Regions from separate parts of the Homo sapiens genome. Here region 1 is linked to region 2. Evidence: read pairs that join two places in POLR2A ChIA-PET (ENCODE). Cell type or tissue: CD4-positive, alpha-beta T cell. All regions are shown on one strand. Each heading gives the region's core, and the rest is flanking DNA. Links, peaks and the distances in the headings are about the cores only. Region 1 overlaps HSPE1-MOB4 (HSPE1-MOB4 readthrough). Region 2 holds the start of LOC124907951 (a long non-coding RNA gene).

The links. ChIA-PET counts read pairs that join two places held together with the same protein. Peaks named below come from ENCODE experiments on the same cell type or tissue, not always from the same donor. Only the 100,000 strongest peaks of a DNase experiment are listed, where the experiment ranks them.
Region 1: POLR2A ChIA-PET joins it to region 2 with 12 read pairs; 7 of 35 experiments call an interaction of 5 or more read pairs at or near these places.

The regions. Positions count from the first base shown.
Region 1 is chr2:197,526,539-197,534,873 of GRCh38, forward strand. The region is part of intron 3 of HSPE1-MOB4 (HSPE1-MOB4 readthrough); the gene reads left to right. All of the region lies in intron 2 of MOB4 (MOB family member 4, phocein), which reads left to right. Among named protein-coding and RNA genes, the nearest start is that of MOB4, 15 kb to the left of the region's middle. In CD4-positive, alpha-beta T cell, for the core only: no CTCF peak of the experiment used is centred there; no DNase peak of the experiment used is centred there.
Region 2 is chr2:197,468,092-197,476,426 of GRCh38, forward strand. COQ10B (coenzyme Q10B) reads left to right here. Exons shown (of 5, transcript NM_025147.5): 4 at 1,979-2,080; 5 at 5,666-7,219. The coding sequence ends at 5,833. It overlaps LOC124907951 (a long non-coding RNA gene), which reads right to left and starts at 4,950. Exons shown (of 2, transcript XR_007087903.1): 1 at 4,750-4,950. In CD4-positive, alpha-beta T cell, for the core only: no CTCF peak of the experiment used is centred there; no DNase peak of the experiment used is centred there.

The DNA of each region.
Region 1 (8,335 bases), core at 290-8,289, 58 kb after region 2:
AACTCCAGACCTCGTGATCTACCTGCCTTGGCTTCCCAAAGTGCTGGGATTACAGGTGTGAGCCGTCACGCCCAGCATTAATTTTTCTTTAAATGTTTGGTATTTTCTTTAAATGTTTACTAGTGAAGTTGTTAGGCCCAGGGTTTTCTTTGGTTGCTCAACATTGGGAATATAATTAATGCCACTGAATTGTACACTTAAAAATGGTTTAAATGCCTTTCCTTTCTTTATTGAATGGTCTCAGCAGCCTTGTCGAAATCTTTTGGCCATGTATGTGACACGTTATTTCTGGGTTCTTTCTTTATTTCTGTTTGTCTGTATGTCTATCCTTATGCCAGTATCACACAGTGTTTGATGACTGTAGCTTTGTAGTAAGTTTTGAACTCAAGAAGTGTGAATCCTCCAACTTTGTTCCTTATTTTATTTTTCTTAATAGAGACAGAATTTTGCAATGTTGCCCAGGTTGGTTTTGAACTCTTGGCTCAGGTGATCCTCTTGCCTCGGCTGGGATTACAGGCATGAGCCACCATGCTCTGACCAAATTTGTTCTTTATTTTCAAGATTTTTTTTGTTTATTCAGAAACCCTTGCAATTCCATATAAATTTGAGGATCACCTTTTCCGTATCTGCAAAAAAAAGGGGGGCGTCGATTGGAATTTAGATAGAGATTGCCTCGTATCTCTAGATTGCTTTAGGTAGCATTGACATCTTAACGATATTAAGCCTTCTTACTCATGCACACGAGATGTCTTTCCATTTATTTAGGTCTTCTTTAATTACTTGCAGCAATGTTTTGTAGTTTTCCGTCTGCAAAAAATTTTATCTCCTTATTTAAATCTATTTCTAGGTATTTAAAAGTTTCTAGGTGCTATTGTAAGTGGAATTGCTTTCTTCCTTTTTAGATTCTTACAGGTATATAGAAACAAAACTGATTTTTATGTGTTCATCTTGTATTCTACAACTTTGCTGAATCATTTTTCACTTAGAGTAACGTTCTTGTGGATTCTTTGGGATTTCCTATATATAGGATCATGTCATTTGTGGATAGAGATAGTTTTACCACTTCCTTTCCAAATGAGATGCGTTTTATTTCTTTATCTTGTCTAGTTGCTCTGGCTAGAACTTTTAGTACAGTGTTGAATAGCGGTGGTGAAAGTGAGCATCCTTGTCTCATTTGGGTTGGAAAGGCTTTTAGTTTTTCACCCTTGAGTCTGAGGTTAGCTGTGAGCTTTTCATGAATGCCCTTAATCATGTTGGGGAAATTTCCTTTTAAACCTAGTTTTCTGAGTGGTTTTATCACGAAAATATGTTGGATTTTGTCAGATATCTTTTCTGCATTGGTATGATTGTGTGCTTTTTTCCGTTTGTATATTAATGTAGTATATTGCATTGTTGTTGTTTTTTTAAAAATGTTGAACCATCTTTGCATTCCTGATAACTTTCTTTTGATTTATATTTGTATGGTATTTCTTTTTTCATGATTTGACATACCTATATAATTACGTTTGAAATAAGTTTCTTGTAGACAGCATATGGTTGAGTCATATTTCTTAGTTCATTTTGACAGACTTTCTCTTTTAATTGGTATGTTCAGACCATTTAACATTGATGTGCTGAATGTTTACTATTATTTAGATTTAGACCTACCGTTTTATTACTTTTTAATTTGTTCCTTCTGGGCTTTTCATTTGTTCCTGTTTCCCCTTTTCTGTCTTTTTAAGGGTGAGTTGAACATTTTTAGTATTCTGTTTTAATTCTAATTTTGACATATTTATATACTTGATTACTAAATGGGTACCTGCGCAGTTTACTGAAAATCAGTATTCTACCACTTTACTTGAAATGTAGAAACTTTACTATCATATGCACCCCTTTTGCTCCCCCTTTATACTATAGTTGCTGTATATTACATCAATATACATTGAAAACCCCATCGTTAATCATTTTACTTTCACTTGTCAAACATATTTTAAAGAAGTCATGAGAAGAATGGTCTATTATATTTATACCCAGATATTTACAATGTCTCCTGCTCCCTGCTCCTGATGTTCCCAATTTTCTTTTTCTTTTTCTTTTTCTTTTTTTTTTTTTTTTTGAGACGGAGTCTCACACTGTCTCCCAGGCTGGAGTGCAGTGGCACAATCTCTGCTCACTGCAAGCTCCACCTCCTGGGTTCAGGCCATTCTCCTGCCTCAGCCTCCCGAGTAGCTGGGACTACAGGCGCCCGCCATCACCCCCGGCTAATTTTTTTGTATTTTTAGTAGAGAACGGGGTTTCACTGTGTTAGCCAGGATGGTCTCAATCTCCTGACCTCGTGATCTGCCCGCCTCGGCTTCCCAAAGTGCTGGGATTACAGGCGTGAGCCACCGCGCCTGGCCTCCCAATTTTCTTTGTATTATTTTCTGTCTGAAGAACTTCCTTTAGTAATTTTTTTTTTTTTTTAGACAGAGTCTCGCTCTGTCACTCAGACTGGAGTGCAGTGGCGCGATCTCGGCTCACTGAGTTTAAGCAATTCTCCTGCCTCAGCCTCATGAGTTCAAGCAGTTCTCCTGCCTCAGCCTCTCGAGTAGCTGGGATTACAGGCATGCGCCACCACCCCCAGCTAATTTTTGTGTTTTTAGTACAGACAGGGTTTCACCATGTTGGTCAAGCTGGTCTTGAACTCTTGACTTGCCTGCCTCAGCCTCACAGAGTACTGGGATTACAGACATGAGCCACCGCGGCCAGCTGATCTTCATTTCTAAATAATATTTTTGTTAGATATAGAATTCTGGCTTGACAACTCTTTCAGCACATTTTTATTTTTATTTTATTTATTTATTTATTTTTTTGAGATAGAGTCTCGCTCTGTCACCCAGACTGGAGTACGGTGGCGTGATCTTGGCTCACTGCAACCTCCACCTCCTGGGTTCAATCGATTCTCCTGCCTCAGCCTCCCCAGTAGCTGGGACTACAGGTGCATGCCGCCACAGCCGCCTCATTTTTCTATTTTTAGTAGAGACTGGGTTTTGCCATATTGACCAGGCTGGTCTTGAACTCCTGACCTCAAGTGATCCATCCACCTCAGCCTCCCAAAGTTCTGGGATTATAGGTGTGAGCCACTGTGCCCGGCCTTATTTTTATTTATTTATTTTGAGATGGAGTTTTGCTCTGTCGCCCAGGCTGGAGTGCAGTGGTGCAATCTCGTCTCACTCCAACCTCTGCCTCCAGATTCAAGCCATTCTCCTGCCTCAGCCTCCCGAGTAGCTGGGACTACAGGCGCACACCACCGTGCCCAGCTAATTTCTGTATATTTAGTACAGACGGGGTTTCACCATGTTGGCCGGAATGGTCTCGATCTCTTGACCTTGTGATCTGCCCGCCTCAGCCTCCCAAATTGCTGGGATTACAGGCGTGAGCCACCCCACCTGGCCTCCTGGCCTTATTTTCATTTTTATTCATTTATTTTTGAAATGGAGTCTCACTCTGTCTCCCAGGCTGGAGTGCAGTGGCGCGATCTCGCCTCACTGCAATCCCCACCCCCTGGGTTCAAGCGATTCTCCTCCGTCAGCCTCCCTAGTAGCTGGGATAACAGGCGCCTGCCACCGTGTCTGGCTAATTTTTGTATTTTTAGTAGAGACGGGGTTTCACCTTCTTGGCCAGGCTGGTCTTGAACTCCTGACCTTGTGATCCACCCTCCTCGGCCTCCCAAAGTGCTAGGATTACAGGTGTGAGCCACCATGCCTGGACTCTATTTTTATTTTTTTTTGAGACAGGGTCTCACTCTGTTGCCAGGCTGGAGTGCAGTGGTACAATCATAGCTTACTGCAGCCTTAAACTCCTGGACTTAAGAGATTTTCTCACCTCACCTTTCTGAGTAGCTATGACTACAGGAGCACACCACCCCTGGCTGACTTTTTTTTTTTTTGTAGAAATGTGGTCTCGCTATGTTGCCTAGGCTGGTCTTGAACTCTTGGCCTCAAGCAGTCCTCCTGCCTCAGCCTGCTAAGTTTTTCAGCACTTTAAAAATGTTTTGCCATTTTGCTTCCATGGTTTCTGATGAGAAAGAATCTGTCATTCAAATTCTCCTGGCTTCTTTAGTGGTGTTTTTTTCTTTGTTTTTTTTGAGACAGGGTCTCACTCTGTCATTCCAGGCTGGTGTACAGTGGACTTCTTAGGCTCAAGCAATCCTTCCAACTCAGCCTCTCAAGTAGCTGGGACTACAGGCATGCACCACCATGCCTGACTAATTTTTATGTTTTGTAGAGATGGGCTCTTATTGTGTTGCCCAAGGTCTCTAACTCCTGAGCTTGAGTGATCCTCCTGCCTTGGTCTTCCAAAGTGCTGGGATACAGACCTGAGCTACCACACCTGGACTTATCTTTGGGTTTTAGCCATTTGATTATGATGTATCTGGATGTAGATTTCTTTGGGTTTATCTTGTTTGATGTTCACTCAGCTTTTTTTAAATTGTGGCAATATATATGAGACATAAAATTTATCATTTTTGCTATTTTATTTTTATTTTTATTTTTATTTTTTTTTTTTGAGGCAGAGTCTCGCTCTTTCTCCCAGGCTGGAGTGCAGTGGCGCGATCTCGGCTCACTGCAAGCTCCGCCTCCCAGGTTCACGCTACTCTCCTGCCTCAGCCTGCCGAGTAGCTGGGACTACAAGCGCCCGCCACTATGCCCGGCTATTTTGTATTTTTAGTAGAGACGGGGTTTCACCGTGTTAGCCAGGATGGTTTCGATCTCCTGACCTCGTGATCCACCCACCTCGGCCTCCCAAAGTGCTGGGATTACAGGCGTGAGCCACTGCGCCCGGCCTCATTTTTGCTATTTTAAAGTGTACAGTTCTGTGGCATGAAGTACATTCCCATTGTGCAACCATCACCACCGTGTCCAGAACTTTTTCATCTTCCCCAACTGAAATTCTATACATATTAAATAATAACTCCCTATTCCTCTTTTTTTTCTCAGCCTACTCAGCTTCTTGAATTTGCAAGCTTATATCTTTTTACAAACTTGGAAACTTTTCAGCATTATTTCTTCAAGTACCTTTTTTTTGAGACGGAGTCTTGCTCTGTCGCCCAGGCTGGAGTGCAGTGGCATGATCTTGGCTCACTGCAACCTCTGCTTCCCGGGTTCAAGTGATTCTACTGCCTCAGCCTCCATGTGCCACCATGCCCGGCTAATTTTTGTGTTTTTATTAGAGATGGGGTTTTACCCTATTGGCCAGGCTGGTCTCGAACTCCTGACCTCGTGATCCACCTGCCTCGGCCTCCCAAAGTGCTAGGATTATAGGCAGGAGCCACCTCGTCCAGCCTTCTTAGCTGATTTTTTAAAAATGATAGTTGCTTTTATTGCATAAAAGTGTGGAGGACTCATTATAGAAAACAAAATGACTTTTTTTTTGAGATAGAGTCTCACTCCCAGGTTGGAGTGCAGTAGCGTGTGATTGCTGCTCAGAGCAACCTCCACCTCCCAGGTTCAAGTGATTCTCCCGCCTCAGTCTCCCAGTAGCTGAGATTACAGGCGTGTGCTACCATGCCTGGCCAGTTTTTGTATTTTTAGTAGAGATGGTGTGTCACCATGTTGGCCAGGCTGGTCTTGAACTCTTGACCTCAGGTGATCTGCCCGCCTCTGCCTCCCAAAGTGCTGGGATTACAGGAGTGAGCCATTGTGACTGGCCAAAATGGCATTTTTGTTTTATTTCTAAGTTAAGGATTTCTTTTTTGCTTTATATAAATTGGTATCAATAAAAGGATTCTAGATTTCTTCAAGATTGACAGCTTGTAACTCCACTTAATAACAAAATTTAGTAATTATATAAGTAAAGTCAGTTTCTAAATATATGGTTAAATAATTAAAATTGGGGTGGGCCCAGTGGTTCATGCCTGTAATTCCAGTACTTTGGGAGGCTGAGGTGGGAGAATTGCTTGAGCCCAGGAGTTCAAAACTAGCTTAAGGGGTCTTGAATTAGCCTAGGCGGTCTTGAATTAGCCTAGGCAGTCTTGAATTAGCCAGGTGTTGTGGGCGCACGCCTGTAATCCCAGCTACTTGGGAGGCTGAAGCAGGAGAATTGCTTGAACCCAGGAAGCAGAGGTTGCAGTGAGCCGAGATAGCGCCACTGCACTCTAGCCTGGGCGACAGAACGAAACTCTATCTCAAAAAAAAAATAAGTAAATAAAAGTCTCTGTGTTCAGGGACTCACTATATGAAGGAGACACATGAAAGTAAGTGTTAGTAAGTTGTGCTATTAAGTGTGAAATAAATGCTACTAAGAGTTCTAGCCATAGAAGACTGGGTGCGGTGGCTCACGCTGTAATCCCAGCACTTTGGGAAGCTGAGGCAGGTGGATCACTTGAGGTCAGGACTTCAAGACCAGCCTGACCAACATGGTGAAACACCATCTCTACTAAAAATACAGAAATTAGCTGGGCATGGTGGCGCATGTCTATAATCCCGGCTACTTGGAAGGCTGAGACAACAGGATCACTTGAACCCGGAAGGCAGAGGTTGTAGTGAGCTGAGATTGCGCCACTACACTCCAGCCTGGGCGACAGAGTGAGACTCTATCTCAAAAACAAAAAAAAATTTCTATCCATAGAAGGTGTAGTGGGAACAGGAAAGACAAAAATGAATAGACAGATTGCTAATATATACAAATTACAAATGTGGCAGGAAATTGGATGGAGTTCTGTGAGGATTCGAATAATCAGGGAGTGCTTGAGTGTGTTGGGGGAACGAGAGATTTGGACAGAATTGTGATGTGGAATTTGAGGTGGCCTTTGGAGAAGGTATACAATTTAGCTGTATCTCCTCAAGGAGAGAGAGAATCAAAACTTTGAAACATTAGGATGAGATAAAAAAAATCAGGGAGAGTGGTTTCAATAGTAATTAAAGAGTCATTAAAAAGTGTTTGAGGCTGGGTACGGTGGCTCATGCCTGTAATCCCAGCACTTCGGGAGGCCGAGGCGGGTGGATCAGCTGAGGTCAGGAGTTTGAGACCAGCCTTACTAACATGGCGAAACCCTGTCTCTACAAAAAATACAAAAATTAGCCGGGCGTGATGGCAGGTGCTTGTATTCCCAGCTACTCGGGAGGCTGAGGCAGGAGAATCGCTTGAACCCGGCAGGCGGAGGTTGCAGTGAGCCAAGACTGAGCCATTGCACTCCAGCCTGGGCGACAGGAGCAAAACTCCTCAAAAAAAAAAAAAAAAAAAAAAAAGTATTTGATCCCTTTCCCTGTCATCATGGTGTGTGCGTGTGACTCAGTTCTTTGCCATGCCTTCCCACAAGACTTTAAGACTTTTAGAATCAAGTGATTCCTGGCCAAGAAACAAAAGCAAAATCGTCCCATTCCCCAGTGGATTCAGATGAAAACTGAGTAATAAAATCAGGTACAACTCTAAGAGGAGACATTGGAAAAGAACCAAGCTGGGTCTAGAAGGAATTTTACATGAGATGGCACACATACTTAATATTGCATCAAGGTCACTATCATGTCACCATATCAAGCTGAAAATGTCACCATCATCTGGACAGTTGTACATGCTGTATTGGAACAATGGTTTTTCTTTTGGTTTCTATGCTCTGCAGTAGGCTGGTTCAGTACTAAATATGTGAGACCTTTTGTTTGGAAAAAAAAGTTTTTGAGTAAGCAAGTGATATTCAAGAAAGATTGTCTGAAGTAGGCAAAATTGATTGGCTCAAGAAGGCCTTATAGTTAGTAAGTTTTTGTAACCACCCTTTTAATCTGTTCTAACGTATTTAGACTTCAGAATATCAAAAAGATTGCATAAAGCATTACAGAGATCTGAAATTTAAATTTTTATGTTATTACATTTTAAAAATTGAAAGTGACCCTCCCTTGCCTTTTTTTTTAAACTTAGTTTTTTCTGTTAGTCATTTAAAACAACTTTTATTGGATCTAATGAACATACCATACAAATCCCTATACAGTTAGAGTGATTATATTCACAGGGTTGCACAGCCATCACTACAGTCTAATTTTAAAGCTTTTTTGTTGTTGTTTTGTTTTTGAGATGGAGTCTCACTGTGTTGCCCAGGCTGGAGTGCAGTGGCACGATCTTGGTTCACTGCAACCTCCGCCTCCCGGGTCCAAGCGATTCTCTTGCCTCAGCCTCCAGAGTAGCTGGGACTACAGGTGTGTGCCACCACGCCTGGCTAATTTTTTTGTATTTTTAGTAGAGATTGGGTTTCACTATATTAGCCAGGATGGTCTCGATTTTCTGACCTTGTGATCTGCCCACCTCGGCCTCCCAAAGTGCTGGGATTACAGGCATGAGCCCCGACGCCCGGCCTTTTAGAACATATTTATCCTTCCTGAAAGGA
Region 2 (8,335 bases), core at 239-8,238:
CGTCCTTGGGCTAGATAATTGGAGTGAGTGAAATACTGCCAGATTTTGTATAAAAGTAGTCAGAGGAGGCCGGGTGTGGTGGCTCACACCTGTAATCCCAGCACTTTGGAAGGCCGAGGCGGGGGGATCAGGAGGTCAGGAGATCGAGACCATCCTGGCTAACATGGTGAAACCCCATATCTAGTAAAAATACGAAAAAAAATTAGCCGAGCATGGTGGCGGGCATCTGTAGTCCCAGCTATTTGAGAGGCTGAGGCAGGAGAATGGTGTGGATCCAGGAGGCGGAGCTTGCAGTGAGTCGAGATCGCGCCACTGCACTCCAGCCTGGGTGACAGAGTGAGACTCCGTCTCAAAAAAAAAAAAAAAAAAAAGTAGTCAGAGGAAGGTGCTATGTTACAGTGAATACTCCCAAAACCTGTTTATCCTTTAATGTTAAATTTCCTATAAGCTTCTTAAATGATTGTAAAGAAGGGCAGAATGTATTATCCTAAAGTTGGGCAACTGAAATAACAAGATTTTATTATAGACTCTTGATGCTCTTAGAAATTACCTGTGCACTTTAGGAATGCTCTAGATTATTTGTGTGGATGAGGTGGTTCACGCCTGCTGTAATCCCAGCACTTTGGGAGGCCAAGGCAGGAGGTTCACTTGAGCCCAGGAGTTCATTACCAGCCTGGGCAACTTAGGGAGAACACAACTCTACAAAAAATGAAATAATTAGCTGGGCATAGTGTCACACACCTGTGGTCCCAGCTACTTGGGAGGCTGAGGTGGGAAAAAATAAAAATAAAAATAAAAATAAAATGCTGAGCATCTCTCAGGGTCATAACGAGCATAATCAGTCCTAACAATGAACTAGTAACTATGGTTCTGGTTACCATTTTCAGATTGCAGATGGCATCTCTTTCATGGATCTCAATAAATTTTTTTATTTTTTATTTTTATTTTTATTTTATTTTTTCAGACAGTGTCTGGCTCTGTCACCCAGGCTGGAGTTCAGTGGCGTAATTATAGCTCACTGCTGCCTCAGTCTCCTGGGCTCAAGCAGTCCCCTCACCTCAGCCTCCTGGGTACTTGGGACTACTGGCATGCATCACTAAACCTGGCTAATTTTTAAATTTTTTTCGAAGAGACAGGGAATCTCGTTCTGTTGCCCAGGCTGGAGTGCAGTGGCATAATCATAGCTTACTGCAGCCTCGAACTCCTGGGCTCAAGTGATCCCCCAACCTTGGCCTCCCAAAGTGATGGGATTACAAGTGTGAGCCACCACATCCAGCCACAATAAGTATTTTTTTTATGATACAAAATAGGAACTACCAAGATGCCCTGCACATAGTATGGTTAAGTATTGTGATTGTGTGCATACTGAATATAAAGTATACATGTGCATTGAAAAAATCAGAAAGAAATGGATCAGGGCTAAGGGCCAGGACTACACAGTTAGGAAAACTAGATAGAGGCCTCTAGGAATAAGGAGCAAAGAGTGAAGGAAAGACTATACGTGATTAATAAGAGAACAGTCTTTGAGTAGGAGATAAATGTGTACCAGGTACCTTATTAACATTTCAGTGATCTCATGATATAAAGTAGGTATTATTTTACAGATTAAGGAAATAGGGTATGGGGATTTAACTTGTTCACGATCACTTATATGTGGCAGAGCTAGAAATAAGCTTCCAAGAAGCTCCCTCTTTTGCTTCTAGAGGAAGGAAAGCTAAGTAGCAAAGCAGGTGTTAGCAATGGAAGAGAAAACACCTGGCAATCTTAGGGATCCCTGCAGGAAAAAAAAAAAAGGCTAATATTGGCAAGACATTACTTCCTAGTACCAAGCTAAAAATTAGATATCTTTATCTCCTATGGTCTGACCTATAAAAATTATTACTTATGAAAGAAATCAGCCTCAGTCATAGTAGATTCTTAGATTATGTCCAGTAGCAAAGGTATTTAACTGTGGTTTTATTTTTTCATTTTGTTGTAGGCATCTTGTACTGATGGGAGACTTTTCAATCATTTGGAGACTATTTGGCGTTTTAGCCCAGGTCTTCCTGGCTACCCAAGAACTTGTACCTTGGATTTTTCAGTAAGTCTCATAAAGCCCTTGATTTGTTCCACTTATGAGGTAAAATTGGTAAAAAGTAATCATTTTTTAGAACACAGAGGCCATAATTATATTGAATACCTTTTTCTGCATAAATGCTAATGAACATTTCTTTTTTATTCTATTTCTTGCAACCTTGAATATTCCTTCATTCTGTTTTTTACAAATCTGTAGATTGTAAGATACATGCCATGACTTTACAACCAGCTTAATAACAGTTTTAAACTTAATAATAGTTTTAAATTAACACCAAATGAAAGAACACATTGCATATAAGATGCAGAAACAGGCTAGGTGCAGTAGCCCATGCCTGGAATCCCAGCACTTTGGGAGGCTGAGTCAGGTGGATCACTTGAGGCCAGGAGTTTGAGACCAGCCTGGGGAACATAGCAAGACTTTGTCTCTAGTGAAAATAAAATTATCGGCTGGATGGGGTGGCTCACACCTATAACCCTAGCACTTTGGGAGGCTGAGGCGGGCAGATCACCTGAGGTCAGGAGTTCGAGACCAGCCTGACCAATATCATGAAACCCCGTCTCTAGTAAAAATACAAAAATTAGCCGGGCGTGGTGGCATGTGCCTGTAATCCCAGCTACTCAGGAGGCTGAGACAGGAGAATCACTTGAACCCGGGAGGCGGAGGTTGCAGTGAGCCGAGATCGTGCCATTGCACTCCAGCCTGGGCAACAAGAGCAAAACTGTCTCAAAACAAATAAAAATAAAAATAAAATTATCCTTGTGTAGTGGTGCCCACCAGTAGTCCTAGCTGCTGAGAAGGCTGACGAGCAGATCACTTGAGTCCAAGGGTTCGAGCTTGCAGTGAACTATGATCACATCACTGTACTCCATCCTGGGCAACAGAGTGAGACCCTGTCTCAAAAAATTTAAAAATAAAACATGCAGAAATAAGGTAATATATTTTTTTCATTTTTTTGCATCTAGAGTCTGGTAACTTTCTTTTTTTATTTTTTTGAGATGGGGCGCTACTTTGTCACCCAGATTGGAGTGCAGTGCTGTGATATTGACTCAGTGTAACCTCTGCTTCCCTGGCTCAAGTGATCCTCACACCTCAGCCTCCCGAGTAGCTGGGACTACAGGAATGCACCACCACACAGGCTTATTTTTGTATTCTATGTAGGGATGGGGTTTTGCCATGTTTCCCAGGCTGGTCTCGAACTTCTGGGCTCAGGAGATCTGCCTACCTTGGCCTCCCAAAGTGCTGGGATTACAGGCGTGAGCCACCGCACCCAGCCTAGTAACTTTCTTTTTCATATAATCGTAGTTATAGAAAACTTAAAGCAATTTGTGGCTTTTTCTTTGCCAACAGGTAATATGGGAGTTGTTCTCTGTACAGGCAACTTGGGCATTGAATTTTAAGAAATGGTGGCAATTTTGACTAAATTATCGTGTGCTGTTCTCAGCTCTTGAGTAATTTTCATTAAAGCATTATAGACATTAATAGGACAATTGGGGCCAAGCACAGTGGCTCACGCCTGTAATCCCAGCAATTTGGGAGGCCGAGGCGGGCAGATCACTTGAGGTCAGGAGTTTGAGACCAGCCTGGCCAACATGGCGAAACCCCATCTCTACTAAAAATACAAAAATTAGCCGGGTGTGGTGGTGCATGCCTGTAGTCCTAGCTACTTGAAAGGCTGAACCAGGAGAATCACTTGAACCCAGGAAGTGGACGTTGCAGTGATCTGAGATCGTACCACTGCACTCCAACCTGGGTGACAGAGTGAGACACTGTCTCAAAAAAAAAAAAAAAGGACAATTGGGAAAATTTGAATAAGGTCTATATAAATTAGATAATAGCATTATTATCTAGTAGTAGTAACTCCCTCTGTTAATTTCCTGATTTTGATAATTGCAGTATGGTTATTGAAGACATTAAAATAGGGAAATATGGGTAATGGGTACATGGGAATTCTTTGTATTATTTTGTAGTTTTTTTTTTTTACAAAAATGAAATTATTTCGTAATGAAAGATAAACATTTTAATATTTAGAGGATATTTGGTCCTTAAAACACAGTTCTCAAACCAGTTGTCTTGAATTCTATATGGAACAATGAGAGGGTATAAATAAAGTTCTGAAAGGGTATCCAAGGGAGAGAATACAGTCATGGGTTCTTAGTTTCTGTTTCTGGTTGGGCCAGTAAAGCCTCTTCCTCATCCCTCTTTTCCACTTAACCACTAGAGACAGAAACTAAAACCCATGGCTTCAGGCTGTTAAAAGCCTAAAACAAAACAAAACAAAACAACAACAACTACAAAATAAGGTGGATTGGACAAGCTTGTCCACATCATTGGCTACTTTAAGATTGAACCACGTGGCCGGGCGCAGTGGCTCATGCCTGTAATCCCAACACTTCGCAAGGCCTAGGTGGGTGGATTACCTGAGGTCAGGAGTTTGAGACCAGCCTGGCCAACATGGTGAAACCCCGTCTCTACTGAAAATACAAAAATTAACTGGACGTGGTGGCAGGTGCCTGTGGTCCCAGCTACTCTGGAGGCTGAGGCAGGAGAATCGCTTGAACCTAGAAGTCAGAGGTTGCATTTGAGCCGAGGTTGGGCCATTTCCAGCCTGGGCGACAGAGCAAGGCTCCATCTCAAAAAAAAAAAAAAAAAAAAAGAAAGATTAAACCACTTACACCATCTGCCCTGTGGGTTAGGCACACATGTGCATGCACACTTCCAGCCTCCTCTTCCTGCTGGTGCTTCTCAGTGATACCTATGAGAAGGATCACTTTCCTTCCTTATTTCCTTTTGTGGGATAGGATGGATCTAAAAGGGACACATTAATAAGAAGGCATAGTGATTAATGTATTCAGCAAAGGTTTTTTCCAGTCTTCTCTTATTAAGAAACAGACTTTTTCCCTTGAAATGAGATTTCATTGGCCTTCTTTATGTAAGCTTATTGTGCCAGCAATTGTGCTTGTTGCAGTAAAAGAAGATTCCCTCTTTTGTGGGGGTGCTAAAAATCCCACCTACATACATCCACACAATTCTACCTTAGATACCCAGTTCATAGTGTGAACACCACTGTCCTAAGTGGAGATTTAGTTTAAAAAAAATCTTTCTGGCTGGGCACAGTGGCTCATGCCCATAATCCCAACACTTTGGGAGGCTGAAGTGGGCAGAATTGCATTAGCCCAGGAGTTTGAGATCAGCCTGGGCAACATGGCAAAACCCCTTCTCTACGCCCCCCCCCACAAAAAAAAAAAAAATATATATATATATATATATATATATACACATATATACATATATATATATGTATATATACACGTATATATATGTATATACGTATATATATACGTATATATATACACACACACACACACAAATTAGCCACATGTGGTGGCATATGCCTGTAGTACCAGCTACTTGGGAGACAGAGGTGGGAGGATTGCTTGAGTCCAGGAGGTTGAGGCTGCAGTGAGCCGCAATTGTGCCACTGCACTCCAACCTGGGCAACAAAGCGAGAGTCCCTCTCCAGGAAAACCAAAAAAAAAAAAAAAGCAAAAAATAATTTTTTCTAAAATAATTTTCAATATTTTCCTACAGATTTCTTTTGAATTTCGATCACTTCTACATTCCCAGCTTGCCACACTCTTTTTTGATGAAGTTGTGAAGCAGATGGTAGCTGCCTTTGAAAGAAGAGCATGTAAGCTGTATGGTCCAGAAACAAATATACCTCGGGAGTTAATGCTTCATGAAGTCCATCACACATAAAGGCAAAAAAGAACTGGTGCCACCTGCTTCTGACTTTAGTTTGTTCACTTTTAGGAAGTATTTTCATGACATGTTTTCAGAAGCCAGAAAGCATTTGTTAAACGCAGCTTTGGTTATAAACCTGCACCATTGAAAATTTGCACATAGAATATAGACTCACTTGTACATAGAATTATTTCTTCAAGTATAATTCAAAATAATATGGACATTATCATGTTCTGCATTACAATAATGGGATGTCATCACCATTGCTAGAATACTGGCATGATTCTTCTGAGCAGAAGTTGAAACTGTAAATTTAAACCTTTTAATTATCACCTTACCTGAAAGAGGTTAGTTAAGATATTCACACAGTATGTATTATATTAACCATATCACACTTAAGTTATTAAATTCAGACTATTTGTAACTTATTGTTATAGGGCCTGCCGTATGGCTTAGGATATTTGAGTAATCATATATTTAAAGTAAAAACTTTGGGCTGGGCACAGTGGCTCACACCTGTAATCCCAGCACTTGGGGAAGCTGAGGTGGGCAGATCAGTTGAGGTCAGGAGTTCTAGACCAGCCTGGTCAACATGGCGAAACCCCATCTCTACTAAAAATACAAAAATTAGCTGGGCGTGGTGGCACACACCTGTAATCCCAGTTACTTGGGAGGCTGAGGCACAAGAATCGCTTGAACCCGGGAGGCGGAGGTTGCAGTTAGCCAAGATCGCCCTGCTGCACTCCAGCCTGGGCAACAGAGGGAGACTCTGTCTCCAAAAACAAAAACAAAAACTGTTAGTGAAGGTTCCCTGGGACTTTTGATATTTTAAAAATTGTTCTTATGACTAGTAGATAAATTCATTGCCATAATGAGGCTAGCTCCCAGATAAACAGTGTATTTTCTTCTTTTTTTTTTTTTTTTTGGTGAGTGGTCCAGAGCTTTAAGCTACTTTTCCAGTAGTTTGCCACTTTCTCCGAGGTAGTTTGGCTGCTCTTTCAGTAATGCTAATTGTGTGTCAAATTTTGTCTACAACAGTAGGCAACAGATGAAGATAAGTTGGTTGAATGTCTCCAGCACTATGCATCCCTATTTTCTATTTATTGTGTACACTCACTTTCAGTAATGTGTTTCAAACTGGTATTTTTTAAAAAACAAATCAATGTAAGGACTGAAGTTGAAGTAGCAATGTAATAAAGTTAATTTGTTTATTTTTTGTACAGTTAGTTTGGTTATTGAAATCTTCCTATATTGTTTAAATGTGTATTTGCATAGACATAGTAAAGTGTTACAGCATTTCATGTCTTAAAAATATCTATGAAGATATCTAAAATATCTATTTCTATGAAGAAACAGACTTTAACAAATATAAGCAAAATTCAGTTTTCTTTTAACCAGTCATTGATCTCCTGTCCTCCTTTCACTACATACCAACAACCCTCTGGCATTAAACTTCCAGTGATAGTGCTATTAACTTTGTTTCCTCAGGTCAACAAGGGACCTCAGTAATTAGTTCTCTACATAAGTATATATATGGGTATTAATTTGTTTAATAAATCTGTTTTGAGCACCTGCTTTCAATCAGACACTGGGTATAGAGTGATGAAGGATTCATATCAGCCTCTACTCATGAGGAGCCAGGTTGTGCTCTCACACAAGGTAAGCAGTATCTTTCCACTTACAGATGAGGTATTTGCCAAGAGCATAAGTAGTTTGTATATAGTTATATACCTTTTTTTTTTTTCTTTTCTTGAGACGGAGTTTCGCTTTTGTTGCCCAGGCTGGAGTGCAATGACGCGATCTCAGCTCACCGCATCCTCTGCCTCCCACGTTCAAGCAATTCTCCTGCCTCAGCCTCCTGAGTAGCTGGGATTACAGGCATGCACCACCACACCTGGCTAATTTTGTATTTTTAGTAGAAACGGGGTTTCTCCGTGTTGATGAGGCTGGCCTCAAACTCCCAACCTCAGGTGATCTGCCTGCCTCAGCCTTCCTAAGTGCTGGCATTACAGGCGTGAGCCACTGTCCCTGGCCAGTGTACCAATGTAGCTTTTTAAATAACAAAGTTTTTTTTTTTTTTTTGGCTGGGCACGCTGGCTCATGCCTGCAATCCCAGCACTTTGGGAGGCTGAGGCAGGCAGATCACGGGGTCAAGAGATTGAGACCATCCTGGCCAACATGGTGAAACCCTGTCTCTACTAAAAATACAAAAATTAGCTGGGTGTGGTGGCGTGCGCCTGTAGTCCCAGCTACTCGGGAGGCTGAGGCAGGAGAATCACTTGAACCCAGGAGGCGGAGGTTGCAGTGAGCAGACATCACATCACTGTATTCCAGCCTGGCGACAGAGGAAGATTCCACCTCAAAAAAAAAACAAAAAACAAAAAACTTTTTTTTGTTGTTTCGTTTTGTTTTTTGTTTTTTTGAGACAGAGTCTCAACTCTGTTGTCCAGGCTGGAGTGCAGTGGCACAATCTCGGCTCACTGCAACCTCCGCCTCCCAGGTTCAAGTGATTCTCCT